2 separate regions of the Homo sapiens genome follow, and region 1 is linked to region 2. A link is an interaction called in ENCODE POLR2A ChIA-PET data of the cell type or tissue named here. Cell type or tissue: PC-9. All regions are shown on one strand. Links, peaks and the distances in the headings refer to the core of each region. The heading gives the core; the rest is flanking DNA.

Region 1 (12,387 bases), core at 3,033-11,032, 86 kb before region 2:
ACTCACTCCTGGAGCAATGGGAACTTTCCCACCAAAGCCACCCAGCCATCTTCTCCTCAGCAACCTCACCATGGCCAAATTAGGAGCAGCTTCTGGGAGAGCCAGGGTCTGAAGCCATGCTGGCCTGGCTTCCCAGAACACCCCAAACCCTGCTGGGTTTCTCCCTATGAAGGGAACCCTAGCTCTCGGCTCTTCCTCCTGGAACCAGAGTCACTGAGAGGCAGCAGCAGCTCCTTCCCTAGAAATACGGCATGTTTCCTTTCCTGAGTCCCCAGGGCAATCTCACTCTATCGTCCTGCCCAGGGGCCCTCAGGCTTCAATACCTTGTAGTGATGAGGAGACGACTACCTCCTAAGGCAGGGGTAATGCTGGCGGCTCTCCAGATGCTGGGCACTGTACAGTGTCTTACCCTGAAGTTCTTCCTTTTACTCAACAGGAAGGGGCTGGGCACAGTGGCTCACACCTGTAATCCCAGCACTTTGGAAGGCCGAGGCGGGTGGATCACCGAATGTCAGGAGTTCGAGACCAGCCTGGCCAACATGGAGAAACCCTGTCTCTACTAAAAATACAAAAATTAGCTGGGCGTGGTGGTGCATGCCTGTAGTCCCAGCTACTCGGGAGGCTGAGGCAGAAGAATCGCTTGAACCCAGGAGGCGGAGTTTGCAGTGAGCCGAGATCGTGCCATTGCACTCCAGCCTGGCTGACAAGTGAAACTCCGACTCAAAAAAAAAAAAAAAAAAAAAAATACCAGGAAGGGCCCACCCCCAACCTCTTCCCTGTCTTGGTTCTGTTCTCTGAGACTTAAGAGAACAAGGCTGCTCTTTCTGCCCCCACACAGCCCTTCTGATTCCTGCACTCATCAGCTTCCTTTTTTCCAGGCCAGATTAGATTGCTCTCTAAGTGTTTGCTGACTCCTACCATGATCAGGTCCCAGGTGCCTGCAATGCAGTGGGAAATGACACAGACAAGGCCACTGCCCACAAGGTGTTAACATTCCACCTCAGGACCGGGCAGCAACCGGGAAAATAAAGGGGCACATTTCAGGTTGTTACAAATGATCTGAAGAAAATAAAGCAGAGTGAGGGGACACAGTGGTGGGGCTGGCCTGGGGGCTGTTTTAGGTGGGGTGGTGTTATGAGTTGCAATGTGTGCCCCCAAAAGATGTTGAAGTCCCTAGGCCGGGCGTGGTGGCTCAAACCTGTGAGGCCAAACACTCTGGGAGGCCAAGGCGGGCAGATCACTTGAGGTCAGTAGTTCGAGACCAGCCTGGCCAACATGGTGCACTCTCGTCTCTACTAAAAATACAAAAATTAGCCGGGCGTGGTGGCGTGTGCCTGTAATCCCAGCTACTTGGGAGGCTGAGGCACAGAATCACTGGAACCCGGGAGGCAGAGGTTGCAGTCAGCCGAGATTGCATCATGCACTCCAGTCTGGGCAACAGAGCGAGACTCTGTCTCAAAAAAAAAAAAAAAAAAGATGTTGAAGTCCCAACCCCCAGTGTCTGTGAATGCGGCCTTATTTGGAAATAGGGTCTTTGTGGATGATCACGTCAAGATGAGGTCATTAGGATGAGTCCCATTCCAATGTCCTTATAAAAAGGAGCAAGTCGGACACAGAAAGGTACGGAGGGAAGGCCACGAGAAACCCAGGGTTACCACAAGCCAAGGGGCTACCCGAACCTGGGAGAGGAGCGAGGCCTGGAACAGATCCTTCCCTGGCGCCTGCAGAGGGAGCATGGCCCTGCCGGCACCTTGCTCTCAGACTTCTGACCTCTGGCACCGAGACAATAAACTTCTGTTGTTGAAAGTTAGTGGCACTTTGTTACGACAGCCCTAGGGAGCTACTACCGGCGGTCAGGGCACGGTGCCAGCTTCTTCAAAGGCCTTCATGCAATGTGGTCTCCCAGCTCTGACACCACCCTGGAGAGCCACCCCGGTGGGCTGCTGAGCTGAGCCCAGTGCTCACCACTCTCCCCTCCATTAATCTAAAGACAGGACACCTGCTGATGAGGCCCAGGCCCTGCGAGGCTTCTGGCAGTCACAGCACAGAATGCAGCTTCACTGACTTCACCAACAACCGCGAACAACCCTCCAGCCCTGAATCCTGTTCCCCTGGAGCTGCTATTCAACCAAGATGCTCCTGGGCAAGTAATTTTTTTTTTTTTTTTTAGATGGAGTAGTGCTCAGTCACCTAGGATGGAGTGCAGCAGCACGATCTCGGCTCACTGCAACCCCCACCTCCTGGATTCAAGTGATCCATCCTGCCTCCACAGTAGCTGGGATTACAGGCACCCGCCACCACGCCTGGCTAGTTTTTGTATTTTTAGTAGAGACGGGGTTTCAGCATGTTGGCCAGGATGGCCTTGAACTCCTGACCTCAGGTGATCCACCTGCCTCGGCCTCCCAAAGTGCTGGCATTACAGGCATGAGCCACCGCACCCAGCTGATTCTTTTCAGACTAAATGGGCCTATGACTTGCCATGGAGTTGGGTTTGCCCACTGTTCTGTCAGTGAGACAGGAACAGTTGTCTCAGAGTCGTCTGCAGAGGAAACTTGGCAGAGCAGCGGTCACACGTCCACAGTGTCTTGCTGTTTCTCAGGCGCTTTCGCACGTGGGGGCTTTTCCTGTGTGCTCTCCTCTGCCGATGGCCTTTCCCTAGCCTGTGTCCTCAAATTCACGCTCCCTTCTGAGGTAACGTGACGCCTCCCCACCACCCCACGGTCTGGCAGTGTAAACAGTTTTCACCCTTGCTCATTTGAAGAGCGTAGGAGCCTTCTCTCTCTTCTGAAACCCCAAACATTTGTTTCTATCTTTCTTGAAGCGTGAGGAGATGCTGCTTCACATTCCCGTGTCTTCCATGAGACTGAGCTCCCGGAGGGCAAGCGCTCGCCCCTGCTCACATCTTACCCCCCCCAGCACTGGCCGACACAGGGCCTCCCTCAACGTGGATGCCTGGAGAATGCCTGCCCATAAGACACTCTTTTTTTTTTTTTTTTTTTTAGACGGAGTTTCCCTCTTGTCGCCCAGGCTGGAGTGCAGTGGCACAATCTCGGCTCACTGCAACCTCTGCCTCCTGGGTTCAAGCGATTCTCCACCTCAGCCTCCAGAGTAGCTGGGATTACAAGCATGCACCACCATGCCTGGCTAATTTTTGTATTTTAGTAGAGACAGGGTTTCACCGTGTTGGTCAGGCTAGTCTCCAACTCCTGACCTCAAGCGACCCGCCCCGCCTCGGCCTCGCAAAGTGCTGGGATTCCAGGCGTGAGCCCCCGCGCCCGGCCTAAGACACTCTTGATCTACACAGAACCTCACACCTGGCTGCCTGTCCGGTGTCAAATCTCCTTCTCTTATGGGTTCAGCCTCAGGGGCTTCTTCCTCAGAGCCTGCTTTTCATTTGCTATAGGAAATGGGGAAGAACACACGGGCTTTCCCCGAGAGGCTCCCGCCGTCCTCAGGACGCCCTGGGTTGGCTGCCCACTCTCCACACACACCCCCTCCTTGCTGTCATACACACTAACGCTCTTCAGGAAAAGCTGAGCCCATGTCCATGCACCCACGGTGACGCCACACCTCCGCCCCATGACCCTCTCAGGATGCTCCCAGATGCCCTGAGACTGTCATGTGACCCACAGTCCCATCCCCACCCCCGGCCTCACAATTCTGGAGAGAGGGGGGATCCGAGAAGCCCAGGAGCCAAAGGCAGCAACGCTACCCAGCAGGTAGCCGAGGATCTCAGTATTTTCCTGCAAGAACGAACAGGTGATCCACCATCAGTACTCTGCAGAGACTGCCCATGTGCCCCAAGAAACAGCCAAAGCTCAGGAGTCCTTTTCTGCTTTTAGAGGGTTCTTCCAACAAAGGAAGGCTTAACCCCACTCCCCTAGCCCCGGCCTCATCCCACCCTGGGCATTTGGCAGGACATGCAGTACCCCGAGTCCTCCCCACGGTGGCCCAGCCTCACCTGCAGCAGGCTCGCTAGCAGCCTCCGCTGTGGCCCCCGGATGGTGGCTGAAGCCTTCGGGACAGCAACCCACAGAGCCCAGCACGGGCCCAGGCTCAGCGGCAGGGCCAGGGCAAACACACTGGCCCTGAGCTGCCGCCTCCTCTTCCTCTCTCGGGCTTCCCGATCTGCAACAGACACCAAAATCCCACATGGCTCCTGGAAGCCAGACCTTGTCAGATCAGATAGCTGCGTGGGAAGAACTGGTGTCAGCTCCCCACATGATGCTGAAGCGGGTTCCCACATTATTCTGCAGGCCAGCTCCTCCCCACCCTTCAGGGCCCTGTAGTTGTGCCACCTCTTCAAGGAGTCTTTCCTCTCCACCACTGACTGCACACCCCACCCCCATAACGTGCTGCCCTCCTTCCTCAGGCAGAGATGACATTATCTTCTCTCTATGCATCTGCGTGCAGACAGCAGTGCCTCTTCTGGACTAGAGCGCCTAAGGATAAGGCACCATCCTCTGGTGGTTTCTACAATCTCCACAGAGCAGAACCGGTACAAGTGTGGTACAAGCATCGACCCGTGAATCAGCGATGGCACCAGCGGGAACTGTGCGCGGGACAAACAGCAATGAGCAGTGTCTTTGTCCCTGAACTGTAAGATAGGCACTCCTCTGAGCAATTCTGTTTATTTTTTCTTTTTGAGATGAGGTCTCATTAGGTTGCCCAGGCTGGACTTGAACTCCTGGGCTCAAGCGATCTCCCACCTTGGCCTCATGAGTGGCTGGGATTCCGGGTGTAAGCCACTGCCCAGCTCTCTCCTGAGAAACTCTAAGAAGAGCATTTCTCTTCTGGGCAGCATTGAGCCGCTGAGGGCATGCTTCACTACACACTGCTGCAGCACCCCCTCTGATTCATTTATTATTTTTGAGACAGGGTCTCGCTGTCACCCAGGCTGGAGTGCAGTGGCACAATCACAGCTCACTGCAGCCTCCACCTCCTGGGCTCAAGTGATCCTCCCACCTCAGTCTCCCAAACAGCTGGGACCACAGGCATGCACCATCATGCCCAGCTACTTTTTAAAATGTTTGTAGAGATAGGGTCTTGCTATGTTGCCCAGGCTGGCCTCAAACTTTTGGCCTCAAGCAATCTTCCCAACTCAGCCTCCCGAAGTGCTGGGATTACAGGCATGAGCCACCACACCACTTGGTTCATCCCCTTTTTTTTTTTGAGACAGAGTTTTGCTCTTGTTGCCCACGTTGGAGTGCAGTTGTGCGATCTGCAACCTCCAGTTCCCGGGTTTAAGCAATTCTCCTGCTTCAGCCTCCCAAATAGCTGGGATTATAGGTGCATGCCACCACATCCAGCTAATTTTTGTATTTTTTTAGTAGAGACAGGGTTTCACCATGTTGGCCAGGCTGGTCTCGAACTCCTGACCTCAAAATGATCTGCTTGCCTCAGCCTCCCAAAGTGCTGGGATTACAGGTGTGGGCCACCATGCCCGGCCCCCTCATCCCCTCTTTTTGAACAAGGGCCCAAGCACATGGCTGACCCTTCTCAAGAAGCCGCAACCACAGACACTCGGGGCCACTCATCCTGGCCCAGTCATTTCCGACCCCTGCTGTGCCTGTGGTGGTGCCCTGTGCCCATTCCTGGCATCCACTTCCAGTAGCTGTGAAGCTTCGCTTGACCACCCCGAACTTGCACACTAAGCTATCACTGCTCATGCCCATGCCCTGCTCCACACCTCCTCCTAGCCTTTGCCCATGCTGCTCTGTGTGCCTGGAGTGCCCTGCCTGTGGCCCCAGCTCTAGTGCCCCATGCTTCCTTGACACCAGCAGCCCTTCCCTCCCTCTGGCTGCCCACAGTGTGCACACACCTCCAAGCTGGCAGCCCTAATGAGACACTCTCCTTCTTTTTTGGGGGGGGGGGGTTGTTTTTGTTTTTTGTTTTTTTTGAGACGGAGTCTCGCTCTGTCACCAGGTTTGTTGAGACGGACTCTTGCTCTGTCGCCAGGCTGGAATGCAGTGGTGCGATCTCAGCTCACTGCAACCTCCGCCTCCTGGGTTCAAGCGATTCTCCTGCCTCAGCTTCCCGAGTAGCTGGAATTACAGGCGCACGCCACCACACCCGGCTAGTTTTTGTATTTTCAGTAGAGACAGGGGTTTCACCATGTTGGCCAGGATGGTCTGGATCTCCTGACCTCATGATCTGCCCACCTCAGCCTCCCAAAGTGCTGGGATTCCAGGCGTGAGCCACCGCGCCCAGCCTTTCTCCTTTGTTTGTGCCTGGCTGGGGCCCGCTCTGGGAGTGATAAGGAGTAGGCATTCGGCGTGCTGATGAATGAATGGGTGAATAAAGACAGGAAAAGACAGCCACACACTCACCTGAATTAGACTTGAATTTGGATCCACAGACTGGGAAGAGAATGAACATAAAGTTCACTAAGTCAATAGCTGCTAGGTAGGCACCAGTGAAAACCTGGGAGCAAACGGGAAGAGAGTCTTGGCATTCAAGCATCTTTCCTCAGCCCCTACAGAGTTTGTCATCCGGGACCCTGTATCACATGGGTTACACTGATGCGGTGCTTTCTTACGTACTCCTCCAGGGACACCTCCTGCCAACCCCGGAAAAGTCCATTATCATGTCCACTTGGCTGATGAGGAGATGAGGTGTTTACATGACTGAACCCACGGTATGCAGATGCCCACCAGCAGGGTTGGGATAAGAGCCCAGCCCTCCAGCTCTATTCCACACACTTCCCACTGCGTGAGGCAGTCTCTGCTGTGTACCCTTGGCCCACTGAGCTTCTCTGGCGCTCAGTTTCCCCATCTGTAAAACGAGCAAACTAACAGTGCTTCCCTCAAAGACTGTCAGGAAGGTTACTTGAGACAGTACATGGGCAGTGTTTACACCAGTGTCTATGGGAAAGCAAACTACCTCTAAAGGCACCAGCTCCTCTGATAGTAGAGTTAGCGGTGAAGAACTTGCATTGTGGAGTTTGAATCGCGGAATCTTGGCACTGCTACTTACTAGATGGGTGACCCTTAACCTCTCTATGCTTCAGTCTCTACATCTGTAGAACAGGAATAATGAGGACACTCATGTCATAGGATGCTGGGATTCCAGGAGTCAACACAAAACGGTCTGTAGTGCCAAGTATGTAGTTAAGTTTTTTTTTTTTTTTTTTTTGAGACGGAGTCTCGCTCTGTCACCCAGGCTGGAGTGCAGTGGCGTGATCTCGGCTCACTGCAAGCTCCACCTCCTGGGTTCACGCCATTCTCCTGCCTCAGCCTCCCGAGCAGCTGGGACTTCAGGCGCCTGCCACCACGCCCGGCTAATTTTTTTTTGTATTTTTAGTAGAGACAGGGTAGTTTTTAATAAATATTATTATTGGACTTGAGCTGGGACCTACTGTATTTTTTTTTTTTTGAGACGAAGTCTTGCTGTTGCCCAGGCTGGAGTGCAGTGGCACGATCTCGGCTTACTGCAACCTCCGCCTCCCAGGTTCAAGTGATTCTCCTGCCTCAGCCCGCTGAGTAGCTGGGACTACAGGCACGCGCCACCACGCCCAGCTAGTTTTCTCCATGTTGGCCAGGCTGGTCTTGATCTCCTGACCTCAGGCAATCTGCCCGCCTTAGCCTCCCAAAGTGCTGGGATTGCAGGCATGAACCACTGTGCCCAGCTGGCCCTATTGTATTCTATTAGCTAATGAGAATGGGCACCCAAAATGAAAGGTGATTTGCTTTTGAGACAACACTGCTTGAAGCAGGGTCTAGAATGCTCCAAATCTGTGCTCTGCCAACTGAGCTGCCTTCCTTCATTTCTACCTGGATGGGCATAAGACCAAGACCAGTCCCATGAGGTGCCTCCGCAGGAGGGCACAACAGGTTTTCCTGGGGATATGTGTTTTGGGATAGGAGCCTTCCACACAGGTTTGAGGGCCTACGCTTTTGAGAAACTTGAAACTACTTCTCACTTGCCCCAAAGCCTACACCACTACCTGGGAAAGGACTCAGCCACCCTACATAAGCTGGGGCTGGGTCAAAGCTCTAAATGACTATGTATTGGGCACCTACTAGGAGCCAGGTGCTGTTTTAAGTGATGGGGATACAGCAGTGAACAAATCCTTGCCCTTGTAGAGCTGACACTCTAATGGGAGTTCACATACAAGAAGTAATAAACAGGTCAGGCGTGGTGGCTCAGGCCTGTAATCCTAGCACATTGGGAGGCTGAGGCAGGCAGATTGTCCTGAGGTCAGGAGTTCGAGACCAGCCTGGGCAACATGGTGAAACCCCATCTCTATTAAAAATACAAAAAATTAGCCAGTGTGGTGGCGTGCGCCTGTAATCCCAGTTACTCGGGAGGCTGAGGCAGGAGAATTGCTTGAACCCAGGAGACGGAGGCTGCAGTGAGCCAAGACCAAGTCATTGCATTCCAGCCTGGGCGACAGAGTAAGACTCTGTCTCAAAAAACAAACAAGCAAAAAAAAAAGTCACCTTCTCAATAAGACCTCCCCTGCTTATAATGGTGACCCACCTCTTCCACCAGTGTTCTGGATTCCCTTATTCTAATCTATTTAGAGGCCTGCCTCGGCCTCCCAAAGTGTTGATTACAGTGTGAGCCACTGCTCCTGGCCGTGAGAAGTGACTTTTGAGCAAAGACGTGAAGGACTAAGCAGGCAGCCAAGTGGATATTGGGAACAAGAGCCTCTGAGGGGGGCAGAAGGAACAGCCAGGCACAGGTTCTGAGGTGACACTGTGCTATGCATGTTGCAGCAACAAGACAAAAGCCACCACGGCTGCAGCAGAGAGAAAGGCCAGGCCTCCCTTAGTGCTGGCCTAAGCCACTGTCAGCTGGAGGCCCAACATACCTGGATTGTGAGCTGTCTGGCCAGAAGAGCCCCGACGGTGTCACACAGACTGGTCAGGAGGCAGCACGCAGCACACAGTGCCGACTGGTCCTGTCTGGGTTTCTGTGCACATCTCAGATAGAGAAGCCTGGGGTGACAGGGGTGTGGACAGAACACAGCAACTGTGAGTTTGGACCCAAACGCATGTATCTAAAAAGGGCAACTGTGACCCCGCATCGTCAGGGAGCTCTTTCTGCCCGAGGTATTTAGGACGTGTTTTTGAACTGAGTTTACAGATGGGAACCAATCAGAAGACTCCAGAGCCGCCTGTCCAGATGCCCATGGCAGGAGCTAGACCTCGTGAGATGTGAAGACACCGCCTCTTTGGAGGAAGAGGAATTTTACTTTCCGACTCCAAATCAGGACGGCTCCATTTGATGACCCCCCACCTAGCACTGAAAAAGCAGCCATCGGGTTTTATTTTTTGAAAAGGAAACAGGAGGGTTATAAAAGTAACTCAGGCTGGGTATGGTGGCTCACACCTGTAATCCCAGCAGTTTGGGAGGCCGAGGCAGGAGGATCCTCTGAGGTCAGGAGTTCGAGACCATCCTGGCCAACATGGTGAAACCCCGCCCCTACTAAAAATACAAAAATTAGCCGGGTGTGGTGGCGTGCGCCTGTAATCCCAGCTACTCCGGAGGCTGAGGCAAGAGAATTGCTTGAACCCAGGAGGCAGAGGTTGCAGTGAGCCAAGATCACACCATTGCACTCCAGCCTGGGTGACAAAGCGAGACTCCGTCTCAAAAAAAAAAAAAAGCAACCCAACCACTGCAGATAACTGCAGAGCACAGTTAATTGCCTGAATTAAAAAGACAACTTGTTTCTCTGAAATAAATTCAAACGAAATTCTTCTAAACCATCTGTGAAGTGGGGCAGCCTGGCTTCTGCTGGCCTGTGTCCATGTTCTTTAAACACAGAGCCCTTTTGGCACTTGGAGCTGTCCCTCCCTCAGCGCCCCCACAGCCACTTCTCCCCTTACAGCCCCTCCCCAGTCCATATCCACTGGAGAAGATGCACGGAAGGGCAGGAAGGGGCTGGCTGTTTCTATCAGCGTCACTGATAGGGCCTCTGAAATACGTTGTTGTACATGCCTCCCGAAGGGGCTGGCTGTATCTATCGGCGTCACTGATAGGGCCTCTGAAATACATTGTCGTACATGCCTCCTGAAGGGGCTGGCTGTTTCTATCGGCGTCCCTGATAGGGCCTCTGAAACACGTTGTCGTACCTGCCTCCCGAAGGGGCTGGCTGTTTCCATCGGCGTCACTGACAGGGCCCCTGAAATAATACGCTGTCGTACCTGCCTCCCGGAGGGGCTGGCTGTTTCCATCGGCGTCACTGATAGGGCCCCTGAAATAATACGCTGTCGTACCTGCCTCCCGGAGGGGCTGGCTGTTTCCATCGGCGTCACTGATAGGGCCCCTGAAATAATACGCTGTCGTACCTGCCTCCCGAAGGGGCTGGCTGTTTCCATCGGCGTCACTGATAGGGCCCCTGAAATAATACGCTGTCGTACTGCCTCCCGAAGGGGCTGGCTGTTTCCATCGGCGTCACTGATAGGGCCCCTGAAATAGTATGCTGTCGTACCTGCCTCCAGAAGGGGCTGGCTGTTTCCATCGGCGTCACTGATAGGGTCCCTGAAATAATACGCTGTCGTACCTGCCTCCCGAAGGGGCTGGCTGTTTCCATCGGCGTCACTGATAGGGCCCCTGAAATAATACGCTGTCGTACCTGCTTCCCGAAGGGGCTGGCTGTTTCCATCGGCGTCACTGATAGGGCCCCTGAAATAATACGCTGTCGTACTGCCTCCCGAAGGGGCTGGCTGTTTCCATCGGCGTCACTGATAGGGCCCCTGAAATAGTATGCTGTCGTACCTGCCTCCAGAAGGGGCTGGCTGTTTCCATCGGCGTCACTGATAGGGCCCCTGAAATGATACGCTGTCGTACCTGCCTCCCGAAGGGGCTGGCTGTTTCCGTCGGCATCACTGATAGGGCCCCTGAAATAATACGCTGTCGTACTGCCTCCCGAAGGGGCTGGCTGTTTCCATCGGCGTCACTGATAGGGCCCCTGAAATAGTATGCTGTCGTACCTGCCTCCAGAAGGGGCTGGCTGTTTCCATCGGCGTCACTGATAGGGCCCCTGAAATGATACGCTGTCGTACCTGCCTCCCGAAGGGGCTGGCTGTTTCCATCGGCGTCACTGATAGGGCCCCTGAAATAGTATGCTGTCGTACCTGCCTCCAGAAGGGGCTGGCTGTTTCCATCGGCGTCACTGATAGGGCCCCTGAAATGATACGCTGTCGTACCTGCCTCCCGAAGGGGCTGGCTGTTTCCGTCGGCGTCACTGATGGGGCCTCTGAAATACGTTGTCGCACGTGCCTCCTGGAGGGGCTGGCTGTTTCCGTCGGCATCACTGATAGGGCCTCTGAAATAATACGCTGTCGTACCTGCCTCCCGAAGGGGCTGGCTGTTTCCGTCAGCGTCACTGATGGGGCCTCTGAAATACGTTGTCGCACATGCCTCCTGGAGGGGCTGGCTGTTTCCGTCGGCATCACTGATAGGGCCTCTGAAATAATACGCTGTTGTACCTGCCTCCCGAAGGGGCTGGCTGTTTCCGTCGGCATCACTGATAGGGCCTCTGAAATAATACGTTGTCGCACGTGCCTCCCGAAGGGGCTGGCTGTTTCTATTGGCGTCACCGATAGGGCCTCTGAAATACGTTGTCATACCTGCCTCCCGAAGGGGCTGGCTGTTTCCCTCAGCGTCACTGATAGGGCCTCTGAAATATGTTGTCGTACCTGCCTTCCGAAGGGGCTGGCTGTTTCTATCGGCGTCACTGATAGGGCCTCTGAAATACATTGTCGTACCTGCCTCCTTGCTACATTTCTCTGGAGACACCGAGACAGGGTGGCAGCGCTGGCTTCATTTCCACTCAGCAGAGGGTGGTGCTCATTCCACATCCTTAGGACGATTTAGCTGATTCTGAGCGCCTGTCCTTGGGAATGGTGGATGAGTACAGAGGGCTCTTGGCTTTCTAAACATTTCCTGACCTGCTGGCCCAAGCCTGAAGCTCACAGTGGCAACATCAACTTCAGTCTGGGCCCTGGGCTCCTAAAACCAATTGAAGACCAAGGAGTGGAGATTCTTAAATTGGAGACTCCCAGAGGCGGACCCCAATTAGAAATAATTTATATCAACCCTCCCATTTGAGAGGACAAAACTGAGGCCTCTGGTGAGAAGGTGAGTTAATGGTGGTCTTCTGGCTTCACACGCGGGGGCTTTGCTCCGTACCCTGTTGTTCTCAGCCACTTCCCCAGCTCTTGGGGCCAGGGTGCCAGCTGACCTTAACCCAGCCCACACACCACTCCGAAGACACATTCTTCTAAGAGAAAGGGGAGCAGGGGAGGTTCAGGGATGGCAAGGCCCTGAAAACAAATGGGTATGTCCAGATCCCAGGCAGGGTGAGAAGCAGAGGCTCACTCTTAACCCCTCCAAGGTTGGCAAAGTGCCTAACAGTGCTGGTCTGAGGACAACTGT
Region 2 (12,387 bases), core at 1,768-9,767:
ATTGTTACCTAAATTAGGTCTTTACGTGTTGGTAGATTGGATGCACAAATGAAATGTTCCTTAAATCCTGACAGGTACATGGTGCCGGTTTGCCAAGAACCAGCCTATGTGTGCCAGGAGTTCAGCTTTACAGAGAGTGTTCCCTGAACCCAGCTGCCATGGTTCATTATTCACTTTAAGGGTGACTCAGAAATCAGCTTAGATTATTATTTAGCGGGAGAGGAAACTGAATCGCAGAGAGTGCTTCCGAGACTTTCTTAAGACCACAGCCAGTTAAACCTTCATCAGGATTAGGACTTTGGAGTGAGAACTTGTATTAGTTATCCACAGCTACATAAAACACTTCTCCCACATTAAAAAAAAAATAGTTAAAAAACTGCTTTTTTTTTCTTTTTCTTTTTTTTTTTTTTTTGAGACCAAGTCTCACTCAGTTGCCCAGGCTGGAGTGCAATGGTGCAATCTCAGCTCACTGAAACCTCCACCTCCCGGGTTCAAGCAATTCTCCCACCTCAGCCTCCTGAGTAGCTGGGATTACAGGCACCTGCCCTCATGCCTGGCTAATTTTTGTATTTTTGTACAGATGGGGTTTCACTATGTTGGCCAGGCTGGTCTCGAACTCCTGACCTCAGGTGATCCGCCCGTCTCGGCCTCCCAAAGTGCTGAGATTACAGGTGTGAGCCACCGTGCCCAGCCTTGTTTTGTTTTTAACTATGTTGCCCAGGTTGGCCTTGAACTCCTGGACTCAAGCCTCCTGAGTGGCTGTGAGGACAAGCACGTGCCACCAAGCTCGGCTTTTAAAAATCATTTTAAGTGGCTTACAACAATAATACACATTTATTATCTCACAATTCCTGTGAGTCAGGGATGCAGGAGTGATTTAACTGGGTGAATTTGACTTGGGGTCTCTCATGAATTTGCAGTCAAGATGTCAGCTTGGGCTGCAGTCATCTGCATGGGGCTGGAGGATCTGTTTCCAAGGGGCCCCACTCACAAGGCTGACAAATTAGCACTGGTTGCATTGGTTGTGGGCAGAAGGCTTTAGTTCTTCACGGGCTGTTGGCAGGTGGCTTTGGATCCTCACCAGGAGGGACTCTGTATGGGGCTGCTTGTGCATCCTCACAACATGGCAGCCAACTTCCTCCTGAGTGAATGATCCAGGAGAGATCAAGGTAGAAACTGCAATGCCTTTTATGACCTCACCTCAGAAGTCACACATCATCATTTCCACAATGTCACAGTGGTTATACAAGTGAGTCCTGTTCAGCGTGGGAGGAAATAACACAAGAGGCAAAGATCACTCGGGACCACCTTGTATATTGGCTACCACAGAACCCAACACAAGCAGTAAGTTAAAATCATGAAGCTCCTGACGTCAGAGGACATGGCTCTGCCATTTGTTAGGTAGGGATCCTGTTAAAGGCTCAGCTTCCTCATCTGGAAATGGAAATATAGGCCTTGCCTGGTTTGCTGTAATGGGTCGTGATGAGGACCAAACTACAAAGAGTGGTACAGATGTTAATTACAATGATTTTTCCTATGCCACCCATGGAAACAAAAATAGCAAGATAGAGAAGGCTAAATCCCAGTTTTTTTTGACTGCTATTCAGCAAAGCCTAGGAGACTTTCATGACACCTGGAGAGGCGGCCGTAGTGTATGTGTAAGAGTACCGGTTCCAGAGTGGGGCTCCCCGAGCTCAGCCCCACCACTTACCAACAGCGGACCTTGGGCCAGATGCTGAAGCCCTTTGTGCCTTGGTTTCCTGACCTATTACTGTGGAAATGATGACAGTACCCTCCTCATGGCATCGTGAGAATTAAATTAGCTAATTCAGGTGAAGCATTTAGAAGAGGACCTCCTGACACTTAATAACTGCTTGATATAAATAATAGCTTCTGCTACAGAGTGGCCATGAAGTCTGGACATGTAGATATTATATTATCATGCATCATAAGGTAATACCAACAAACCATTTATTATATATTCACCTGTTTCCAGATTTAATAGCCAACCTATATTAGTGCTCTGGTCCTAAATGTCCATGCAGTTTACTGTGCTCTTTGGTTGTATCTCTAATCCAGGTAGTTGATCTGGTGTGAGATTCCAACCTCGTGTGAGAGAGGAGAAGACCTTCATTACACTAATTCATGCTGGCCCAGCCTCCAGGCCACCCCAGATGTGAGGTGCTGTTAACACTGCTCTCAGGTGCATTGCTCAGCCCAGTGGGACCTTTTATGACACCAGCACACAGAGTAGAACAGATGTCCCTGTGCTAAGTTGATTTTGCAAACTGCAGTGGCCAGCCCCATAATGGCATAAAGATGTGCTTTACCCCAAAGGGGACAGGGTATTAGAAAACAGTTGAAAAGGCTTCTGAACAACATGTGAGGGTGCCCGGGAGAGGAATGCTCCAGATAGGGAAGGTCTGGGGCTGCAGAGATGTAGCCCATGTTAATAAGACACGTAACTCTGAGCACGTAAAACTCTTGAGCCTAGAAACTGGTAGCACTGATGGCGTTTAAATTACGTTATGAAACAACTCTTTGAAAATAATTTAACAGTTTCTATAAATACCCAGCTCTCTGGTTTGTGTAAAGGCCTTTTTTTTTTCTTTTCTTTCTTTCTTTTTTTTTTTTTTTTTGAGACAGAGTCTTGCTCTGTCACCCAGGCTGGAGTGCAATGGCATGATCTCGGCTCACTGCAACCTCTGCCTCCTGGGTTCAAGTGATTCTCCTATCTCAGCCTCCCAAGCAACTGAGATTACAGGCGCCTGCCACCACGCCCAACTAATTTTTTGTGTGGTTTTTTTTTTGTATTTTTAGTAGGGACGGGGTTTCGCCATGTTGGCCAGCCTGGTCTCGAACTCCTGACCTCAGGTGATCCATCCGCTTCGGCCTCCCAAAGTGGTGGGATCACAGGTGCAAGCCACCGTGCCCAGGCTGCTATCTTATTTTCAAGAATTTGACTCACGTCTTTCTGAAGAACATCTATCACTTAGAATGGCTTTCCCAAAATATGTTTTTAGAACACTAATCCCATGGAATGTTACGGGCATGGCATTAAAAAAGGTTTCAGTGATCAAATGAACTTGGGAAACACTGGGTCAAATATTCTTGAAGATGTTTCTTTTTAAAAGAAATTGTCAGAGCCTTTCATATGCTAATATGTCTCATGATTCTCTATGAGTGATAAAATCTATAGTTTCCCCTACATTTATTTAACCACAAACCCTGTTTTTGGAAGAATATATTTCAGAATAAGTATTCAGTGGAATCTAGATATAGGAAAGTGTAGACCCAATAATTGGAAACCTATTGTTTAGTCCGCCCAGTCCGCCTGGCACATCCACTTTTTCCGATAGCACCGTCTCTTCTTCCAAGAACTGCTCCCAGCTCATTCCTGTGGTCTCCAAGGGAACTGGTGTTTTCTTCTGTGTGCCATCCCTTGGCCAAAGTGACCCACCTCCCAGCCACTAAGTCCCTTCCCTGGAAATTTTGAATTTGGGACCAATAATTCTTTTTCTGGTGGTTGAGGCTGCGAGACACAAAACCTAGGCCGAACGCAGTGCTCACGCCTGTAATCCCAGCACTTTGGGAGGCCAAGGCAGGCAGATCACATGAGGTCAGGAGTTCAAGACCAGCCTGGCCAACATGGTGAAACCCCGTCTGTGCTAAAAATACAAAATTTAGCCACGTGTGGTGGTGTGCGCCTGTAATTCCAGCTACTCAGGAGGCTGAGGCAGAAGAATCATTTGAACATGGGAGGCGGAGGTTGCAGTGAGCCGAGATTGCACCACCGCACTCCAGCCTGGGTGACAGAGCAAGACTCCTTAGGCCACTGGGACAGTAGAAGATGTATTATCTAAATTGCCTTAGTTTGAAAGCAACAACGACAGAAAAATAACACTCTGGCTGATTTAAGCAAAACAAAAAGAAATTTGCCGGAAGGATACTGGGGCCAAAGGGCTGTCTCCTGTTGGGCAGGTTGTGCACTGCACAATTCAGGTGGTGGGAGAAGTGCTCACTTTTTCATCTATGTAGAATTGCACCTCCTAAAGTTGCACCGTACACTGCCTATAACACCATATGCAGTAGTCCTGCAGGAGTGTCTCACAGAAGTGTTTCTCAAACTCTCTGTGCTGAAGGACCAAGTTTTTAGTGTTAATGTTATTATTCAAATCCATTGTAGATCAAGACTTTGGTAAATCAAATACGAATTACTTGAAAGACAAAATTTCACTTGATATCCCAGCAATTGTTCTAAAAGTGACTAAGCACTCAGTTTCTGAACTGACCTCACTATGAACTAGTAACTCATCATTTGGGAAAGGGAACTGGTCCACAGACCACATTTGGAGAAGCACTCACAGATTGTCCAAACTCCACAAAGGTGCGGAGGGAATTAGGTGCCCAGAACAACTAGAACGAGGCCATGAAATACATCTGGATTCTCCATTTTCCATATGTTTTTCTGTCTGCCTCTTGTACTCTTAAACCTCATGGCAGAATGGCTTTCTCTGGGCTGTAGAAAACACGACCAACAGCTCTTTAGGTTTTGTGTCTTTTTTGTTTTTGAGATGGGTTCTAGCAATTCTCCTGCCTCAGCCTCCCAAGTAGCTGGGACTACAGATGCATGCTGCCATGCTCGGCCAATTTTCTTTGTATTTTAATAGAGACGGGGTTTCACCTTGTTGCCCAGGCTGGTCTCAAACTCCTGGGCTCAGACAATCCACCCGCCTCAGCCTCCCAAAGTGCTAGGATTATAGGCATGAGCCACGGCGCCCAGCCCAGTGGCCTATTTCAACTGTCTTTACTATAAGGGACCTGGATTTAGAGTCTGACTTTCCCACGGTATGATTCATCCATTTTGCTGTCTTCTTAGTTCTCATGGAAGGAAGCAACTTAATACACACAGCTTGGGAGGATGCCAGACATTCTTCTCCACCAAACGTGACATTCTGTGGCTGGGCACGCTGGCTATTTAAAGGTTCCCTTCCCACATCTGAGCCCCAGTGTAGAGACATCATGTTTGGCTGACAGGTAGAGGGAGACAGGCTAGGCATATTCTGTACACTTTGTTGGTGGGCCTGTAACATGGTCCTCTTTCTAGAAACCATGTTTAGTAATAGTATCAAAAGCTTTAAAAATGTCTTTTGCCCTTCTAATAATTACACTTTGAGGATCCTCTCTTAGGGAACTGAAAGGCCATCAGAGATTTATGCCCAAATATATCTGCTACAGTTTAACTGTAAAAATAAAAATTAGGCCAGCCTGGGCAACATGGCGAAACTCCATGTTTACAAGAAATACAAAAATCAGCCAGGTGTGGTGGTGTGCACCTGTAGTCCCAGCTACTTGGGAGGCTGAGGTGGGAGGATCATCTGAGCCCAGGGAGGTCGAGGCTGCAGTGAGAGGAGATCGTGCCACTGCACTCCAGCCTGGGTGACAGAGAGAGACCCTGTCTCAAAAATAAATAAATAAATAAAATAAAAATTAGGAATGACCTGAATGTCCAATATATAGGAATAAGTAGATAATAGAAAATGAAGTGAAAGTGATCCCAATTTATTAAAATTATGTTTATAGTGTTTTTAGTAGTATGGAAAAAAATATATATATTAGGGTAAAATATCAGGATACAGTAGATTACATATTTAAGGAAAAAACACTAAGAAAAAAGACTGGCAAGAAATAGGCTAAAATGTTCATAGTGGATGTCTCTGAGTAGTGCTACTTAAGGTGATTAACATAATTTAAAAAATATTTGTATGAACTTTCTAAATTTTGTTTTTGTTTTTTTTTTTGAGACAGAGTCTCACTCTGTTGCCCAGGCTGGAGTGCAGTGGTGCGATCTTGGCTCACTGCAACCTCTGCCTCCTGGGTTCAAGCAATTATCCTGCCTCAGCCTCCAGAGTAGCTGGGATTACAGGCGCTCGCCACCATGCCTGGCTAATTTTTGTATTTTTAGTAGAGATGGGGTTTCACCATGTTGGTCAGGCTGGTCTCGAACTCCTGACCTCAAGCAATCAGCTTGCCTCAGCCTCCCAAAGCGCTGGGATTACAGGTGTGAGCCACTGTGCCTAGCCCTAAAATTTGTATAAGGAGAACATATTACTTTGATAATCAGGGAAAATGACATTAAATATTTTAAAAAGGGGAAAAAAAGATAGGGCAGTTGCCTATTTTAGGTTGGGCCCCAAAACGAAGCTGGCGGGTCACTCGGGGGTTAGGTCTAGGCTTCAGGCTCAGCAGTTTGATTTCCTTGGCTCCTTGAGCAGATCTGGGCCAGGATCCCTGGCTCGTGCTCACAAGCAGACACAGAGCCCAACTCAGTGTGGGCTCTCGTGCATGCGTTGAGTGCCTGCGATTATCAACTCCCATTTCAACAGGTTACATTGTTTTTCTTTCCTCTTAAAAAAATTGGTTTTTAACATGCCCAGGGTAAAACCTCTGAAGTGGGTAGCATTTTCTGATTCCATCCTAGATCTGGGGAAATCCCTGTGATAGCAAAGAATAGGCAAAGTGGCTGAAAAGAAAATGGGTCATAAGGCTGAGGCTATGCATTCCCCACAACCCAGAAATTCCACTCCCAGATATGTAACCTGGGCAGACCCATACATGTGCATGAATATTCATTATGGCATTTCTTTGTAACAGTGAAAAATTGGAAACAACACCAAAATAAATGAACTCCCATTAGCATGGAGGAATCCCACGTCAAAAGTATTGAGCAAAAAAACAGCAAATAACAGTTTGATTCCATTAATATTAATATTATATTTATTTGCTATTATATTTCATGTTATCTATTTATTATTATACAAGATATTATAATTTATTAATATTATATTAGTTTATAATTTATTAATATTATATTAGCTTATACTATGTTAATATTATTTACAATGATTCTATTAAGTTAAACATGTGCTCGAATACCATTGATTATTTATGGATATCCACATATGTGGTAAAAGTAAAAAGTCATGTATGAGAATAATCAACGTGGAATTCCCGAGAGCGGTTGCCTCTGGGCATAGAGGGAGGGAAATGAAACGAGGGAGTGGTCCATGGAGAGTTCAATGGTATCTGTGAGGTTTGTGTCTTAAAAAAAATATGTGAAGCGAATATGGAAAAGAATGTTAAGACTTGACAAAGTCTGGTGGTGGGTACATGTAATTCCCTAGACTCTGCATTCTTGGAATATTCCATAATAAAAAATAAATAAAGTTAAAAAATGGAAAGTAGGACACCAACTCAGAAAGTGCATGAGACGGGCGGAGAAGACACAGGGGAGGAGTGGGCTGGTGGGCCCTTCTGGTGTGAATCTGGACATGGTGACATGGGGCGTGGAGGGCACCTGGGCACCAGAGCTGACTTGTGGGGTGCGTGTGCCCAGCCCTGCTAACCACAACATGCGATGCCTCTTTCCCTTCTTTTTCTGGCTGTACTTCTTAGACCTGCGGTCTGCTGGGAATTGAAAGTCTCAGCAGCAAGGCTTTGGTGCTGGACCATCTTGTTCTGAGGTGTGCTGCCTGCCCTAAGTACCTCCCTGGGTGGCTCCAGCCTTTGTACTCCAGGGCTGATGTAAGAACAGCACAAGTTCATGCTCACCTCCCACGAAGGGATGGAGGAAGCTTTGGGGCCTGGAGATCCTGATTTTATTTTACTTCCTCAGGCTTTACTAAGTGCTCAGATAATTCATGGAAGTCTCCACTGTCCTGGTCATATGCGCTTATTAATCTGCCTGGTCTCGTCCTTTTTATTCTTAATAACAACGTGTCCAGTTCAGTTCTATGTCAACATTCCAAGAAAATCCAGACTGAGCCTCCTCCTCACCAGTGCTCCTGTCTAGTCCTGGAGGCAGGGGACCTGCTCTGGAATCTCAGCTCATGCAGCAAGTACCCGGATGACTTTAGGCAAATCATGTCACCTCGCTAGATCTCCCTCTCTTCCTCTGGTACATGGGGCATCCATACCTGCCTCACCAGGTTGGTATGATGTCATGGTTGCATAATGTATCATTTGTCACAGTTCCAAGCGCGCTGTCTGCATGAGAACTGGCAGACTGAGTTTGCCTAGCACAGACACAAAGCATTGATTTACCTTTCCCTAGGGTCAGATTTGGCACTCAGCATTGCAGGCCTTTCAGATTCTGGTTGTCTCTTTCTTCTCACCAAGCTACCCTTCCTCCTCCTTCCTTCACTCCCAGCCGTTCTTTCCCAAGTTACCTCTCTCAGATTCCTGCAGAAAAGCCTGAGTGCCAGCCTCCAGCTCTGGATAAGATTCTCCAAGAGTGGTTCTCAATCTTGCAGAAACTCAGAATCTCCTAGGAGCTCAAAACAACACCACCAACAACAACAACACCTCTTCTCCAAGCCGCAGACTCAGGAAATGTGATTCATTCAATCTGCCTGGGGTGGTCTAGGCATAGTACTTTCTTTACCTTCTATCGCATTAGGTGAGCCTACTGTCTGTACTAAGATTCTGATCTGTAAACACCAGACTTTCCTCTTGGGCTCCTGAGGAGCTCCCCCACCATCCTAACAATGGGAAGGAGCTATCACACCTTCATTTTTTCGGTTTCTCAAATTCTTTCCCAAGCCACCGCCCGGTGCAGTGGCTCACGCCTGTAATCCCAGCACTTTGGGAACTCAGGCAGGAGGATTGCTTAAGGCCAGGAGTTCAAGACCAGCCTGGCTAACGTAATGAGACTCTGTCTCTATTAAAAAAGTAAGAGAAAACGTTTAAAAAGAAAACATTTAATAATTTGCATGTTTTTCACAAAGTTCTTCCCTAATTTTACCTTGGATAACTTGTGTGGTAGGCAGAACAGAAATAACCTCCAGGCTGTCTCAAAGGGTGAAATGGCTTTTCCTCCCAGGGCCCATATGTGCTTCTGATCTGCTTGTCCTGGGACCTAGTTGCCCTCCTGCCTGTGGAGCTCACTCTTACCACAGATCTGAAATAAACAGCCCAAATTAAACCCAGCTACATAAAGCCATCATCTTAGACTGTGAAGAATTTGTATTTAAGGGATATTTCCTATTTATTTTGGGCTTGTGTCTCCTAAGACATTGATGCTGAGTGTGGCTAAAGATTTTGAGCAGGCCCTGGCGTGTGGTCCTTGAAGGCACTGCAGGCTCGAGGGTCCCTCTGGAATCTTCCACCTTAGCCACGTCCTCCTCTCTGCGGCTCCTCCTGGCTCAGTGGGCTCCCCCGTTGTGCATGACACAGCAAGCCTCTGAGGCTCGGACTCTCTTGGGCTGCTTCTCCCTATTCCAGGTACAGACTCCAGGCTAATGGAGGATCTGGAGCCTAAAGAGCGGAAGAGACTTACCCCAAATCACACAGCTGTGGTCACAGCAATTGAAAATGGTGTGGCGGGAGGGGCAGTGCTTGGAACTCTTGGCTTTGGTTCACACTTGTCTAGAGGCCTAGGCTAGGAGGTTGGGTCTGGAGCCACATACTTATCTCAACAGCATTTAGCTTTCAATGAGCAGCATGGCTAAAGTCTTACTTCTAGTTAAATAAGGTGGTGACACCCTGGAAGTTTCCACAAGCCTCTGGCTAAGAACTGGTTATAAAAGGTAAAGCAGAGGCTCATTTCCAGTTGAATACTCATCCCAGGATGGGAATAGAGGCATCTTAGACAGAAAGGGGAAACAGAAGTACCAAGGAAGTTTGGCTGAAATTTGGGGAAGATACTGACAAATTGAGTATAACTGACTATATATATTTTGATATTTGGTTAAACTTTTGATGGGTTGGTACAATTTCATTCTTTGCTTCCCTACTCCTGCAAAACAACTTTTTATATAGCATGTTCTGATGTCTTACACCATTTGAGCTTCACAACACCCATAGTTGAGGTGATCATTGCTGTTTTATGGATAAGGGATCTGAGGGTCAGAGAGGGGCTGGCTTCTGCTCGGGGTCGTGGCTGAGTTGTCGGAGAAGCTGGGACTAGCTGTGGCTCTCTCCTCTCTAGCATCCTGCCTCTAGTTGTTCAGCTTTGGACCAACTAGGTTTTCACTTCAGCGTGACACATCGGTGTGGTGAGTTTCAGAGCAAGGATTTACAAAAGGGGATACTGTTATACTGGACCCCTGTTAATGTCAACAGGGACAGCACCAGGCTTGACAAGCCAAAAAAGAGACCCAGAACCAGCGAATGAGACACATGGTTTTATTAGGGGGAATTACACACAAGGATGGTGCAGTGGCGGCAGGCTGAACAGAACTGCCACAGCCTCCAGAAAGCGTGCAGTTAACACAACATTTTTACCTCATATGCTCCCCTTAATGACCTCCACCTGGCAACCTCCATTTAACCCAAAACAAAGAGCTTCAGTCCCCTGTATGGTCCACCTTCGATTGGATGGCTGGGGGCTCAGATGTTCCTCATAGGTAAGGAATGACTCTCTGGGTTGGCCACACTCAGAACTCTGAACACATATTCAAGTGTATCTGCCATACAGAGCCATTCTCTGTGTATGCTTAAGAAGTTATTGCTATCAGGCATGTCTACCATACAAAGGTGTGTCTACCATACAAGGGGCTTGGAAGGGGTCTTGGGAAGAAAAATATGAGTTCAATATGGTGCCTGCAGAATTGGCAAATACGTGACTCCAGTAAAACCACCCAGGGCAGACATCAGTAATCTATCAGGACATTCCTTCCCATTAAGCCTGAACATGGCTTCTTAAGACTCTGATCCAGGCAGCCATGAACGTTCAGCAGAGCGGGAACTCCTGTTAATGAGGCCTAGCCTTACTGAATGCCTGCTATGTGCCAGGCACTTGCTACCTTCACTATCGCAGTACTTCTGCGTAACTCCAAGCAGCAGGCACTGTTAACCTCATTTTACAGATGAGCAAACAGGCTTAGAGAAGTTTCTATCTTGTCTCTCCAGAATGAATCTAAGATTTGAACCTAGGCAGTACAACTCCAGAGGGACAGCTTTGTTTTCAGCTCTTTGTTGCCTTCCACCCCTGATCTGCTACTACTGCCTGCTGCCTTTCTAGGTGCAGAGTCAATGTGACTTGAGGGCGAGAATGAGTTCACATCTCCTGGCTGCTCCTCTAGCTCCCCTAATGGTACACAGCCAATGGTCACAGGCCTCATTTCACAGAAGGAAGCACAGATGGGCTGTGACATTCCAAGGAAACAGCTTAAATGACGGGAAGAAATGGAAATGGGAATAGTTAATTTCCCAACCCAGACCTCTAGGTCAGCCCAGGGACCCCAGGGACTGGGGAAGTTTTAAAAAATGCCTCTTCTTGTTCCTCAAAGCCTAACATGGTTTAATTTTGCAAATACACCTAGGGCCTGGGTCTGAAGAGTAACACAAGCAATAGCTCTGCCTAAAACCTATCTTGGATTTTGTACAAGAAAGTTGTGAAGAAGTAAGAGTGACTGGTGTTAAATGATCATCTCATAGGAATTACTACAGAATTTGACCATCAGCCTGGGCTCCTTTTTGTGCTTCCTGGGACCATCTAAATTAGTAGTTACAACGTTAAGTTACAATGCTAAATTGGAAAAATAAAAGGAGTTTTCAGTTGTGTGTGTGTGTGTGTGTGTGTGTGTGTGTGTGATAATCTATCAAGCTTCTTTAGGAGAAAAACATTAGTTGATTACATTTATTTATTTATTTATTTAGAGATGGAGTCTTGCTCTGTCTCCCAGGCTGGAGTGCAGTGGTGTAATCTCGGCTCACTGCAACCTCTGCCTCCCGGGTTCAAGTGATTCTCCTGCCTCAGCCTCGGAGTAGCTGGGACCACAGGTGCGCACTAACATATCCAGCTAATTTTTGTAGTTGTAGTAAAGATGAGGTTTCACCATGTTGTTCAGGCTAGTCTCGAACTCCTGGCCTCAAGTGGATCTGCCTGCCTTGGCCTCTCAAAGTGTGTGAGCCACCCCGCCTGGCTGATTACACTTTAAATACTATGTTTGCTGTTTCTAAACAGGCATAAAATGGGCTTACTGTTAAAAATGTGGAATCAAATCTGAAAAAAACCCACAAGGATAGTGTCTTTTTCATCTCTGTTGGTCTTAAAAACATTAAAAACGACAACCTAATTAGCTACGTCATTTTCTTTTGACTGTGGGCAGGTGGCTTTCTTTCTGGTATTCTAGAGAAGGATTAAGGATCTAAATAGATTTGCAGATAGACTGGTACAAATGTCTCCATTGTCTGCCTCCTAGGGATGGAGATCAAGAATCCCTACAGGTGGTTTATGAGGTGTACCGGTTTGAATATAACCCCACAAGATCAATATCCTCCTGGAAGCTGTGAATGTGACCTTCCTTGGAAATAGGGCCTTTACATATGCAATCAAGTGAAGATGAGGTGATATAGGATTAGGGTAGATAGACCCTAAATGAA

What was found. ChIA-PET counts read pairs that join two places held together with the same protein. Peaks named below come from ENCODE experiments on the same cell type or tissue, not always from the same donor. Only the 100,000 strongest peaks of a DNase experiment are listed, where the experiment ranks them.
Region 1: POLR2A ChIA-PET joins it to region 2 with 25 read pairs; 2 of 35 experiments call an interaction of 5 or more read pairs at or near these places.

Annotation. Positions count from the first base shown.
Region 1 is chr3:194,619,568-194,631,954 of GRCh38, forward strand. It overlaps TMEM44 (transmembrane protein 44), which reads right to left. Exons shown (of 10, transcript NM_001011655.3): 2 at 8,816-8,942; 3 at 6,330-6,423; 4 at 3,962-4,128; 5 at 3,657-3,743. Among named protein-coding and RNA genes, the nearest start is that of TMEM44-AS2, 7.2 kb to the right of the region's middle. RefSeq lists enhancers at 1-87, 3,082-3,625. In PC-9, for the core only: no CTCF peak of the experiment used is centred there; no DNase peak of the experiment used is centred there.
Region 2 is chr3:194,707,195-194,719,581 of GRCh38, forward strand. LINC01968 (long intergenic non-protein coding RNA 1968) reads left to right here and starts at 1,227. Exons shown (of 4, transcript NR_037891.1): 1 at 1,227-1,953. The region is part of intron 2 of LOC105374292 (a long non-coding RNA gene); the gene reads left to right. In PC-9, for the core only: a CTCF peak has its summit at 5,234; DNase peaks (open chromatin) are centred at 4,867, 8,017 and 8,437; H3K4me3 peaks cover 612 bases; H3K27ac peaks cover 4,018 bases.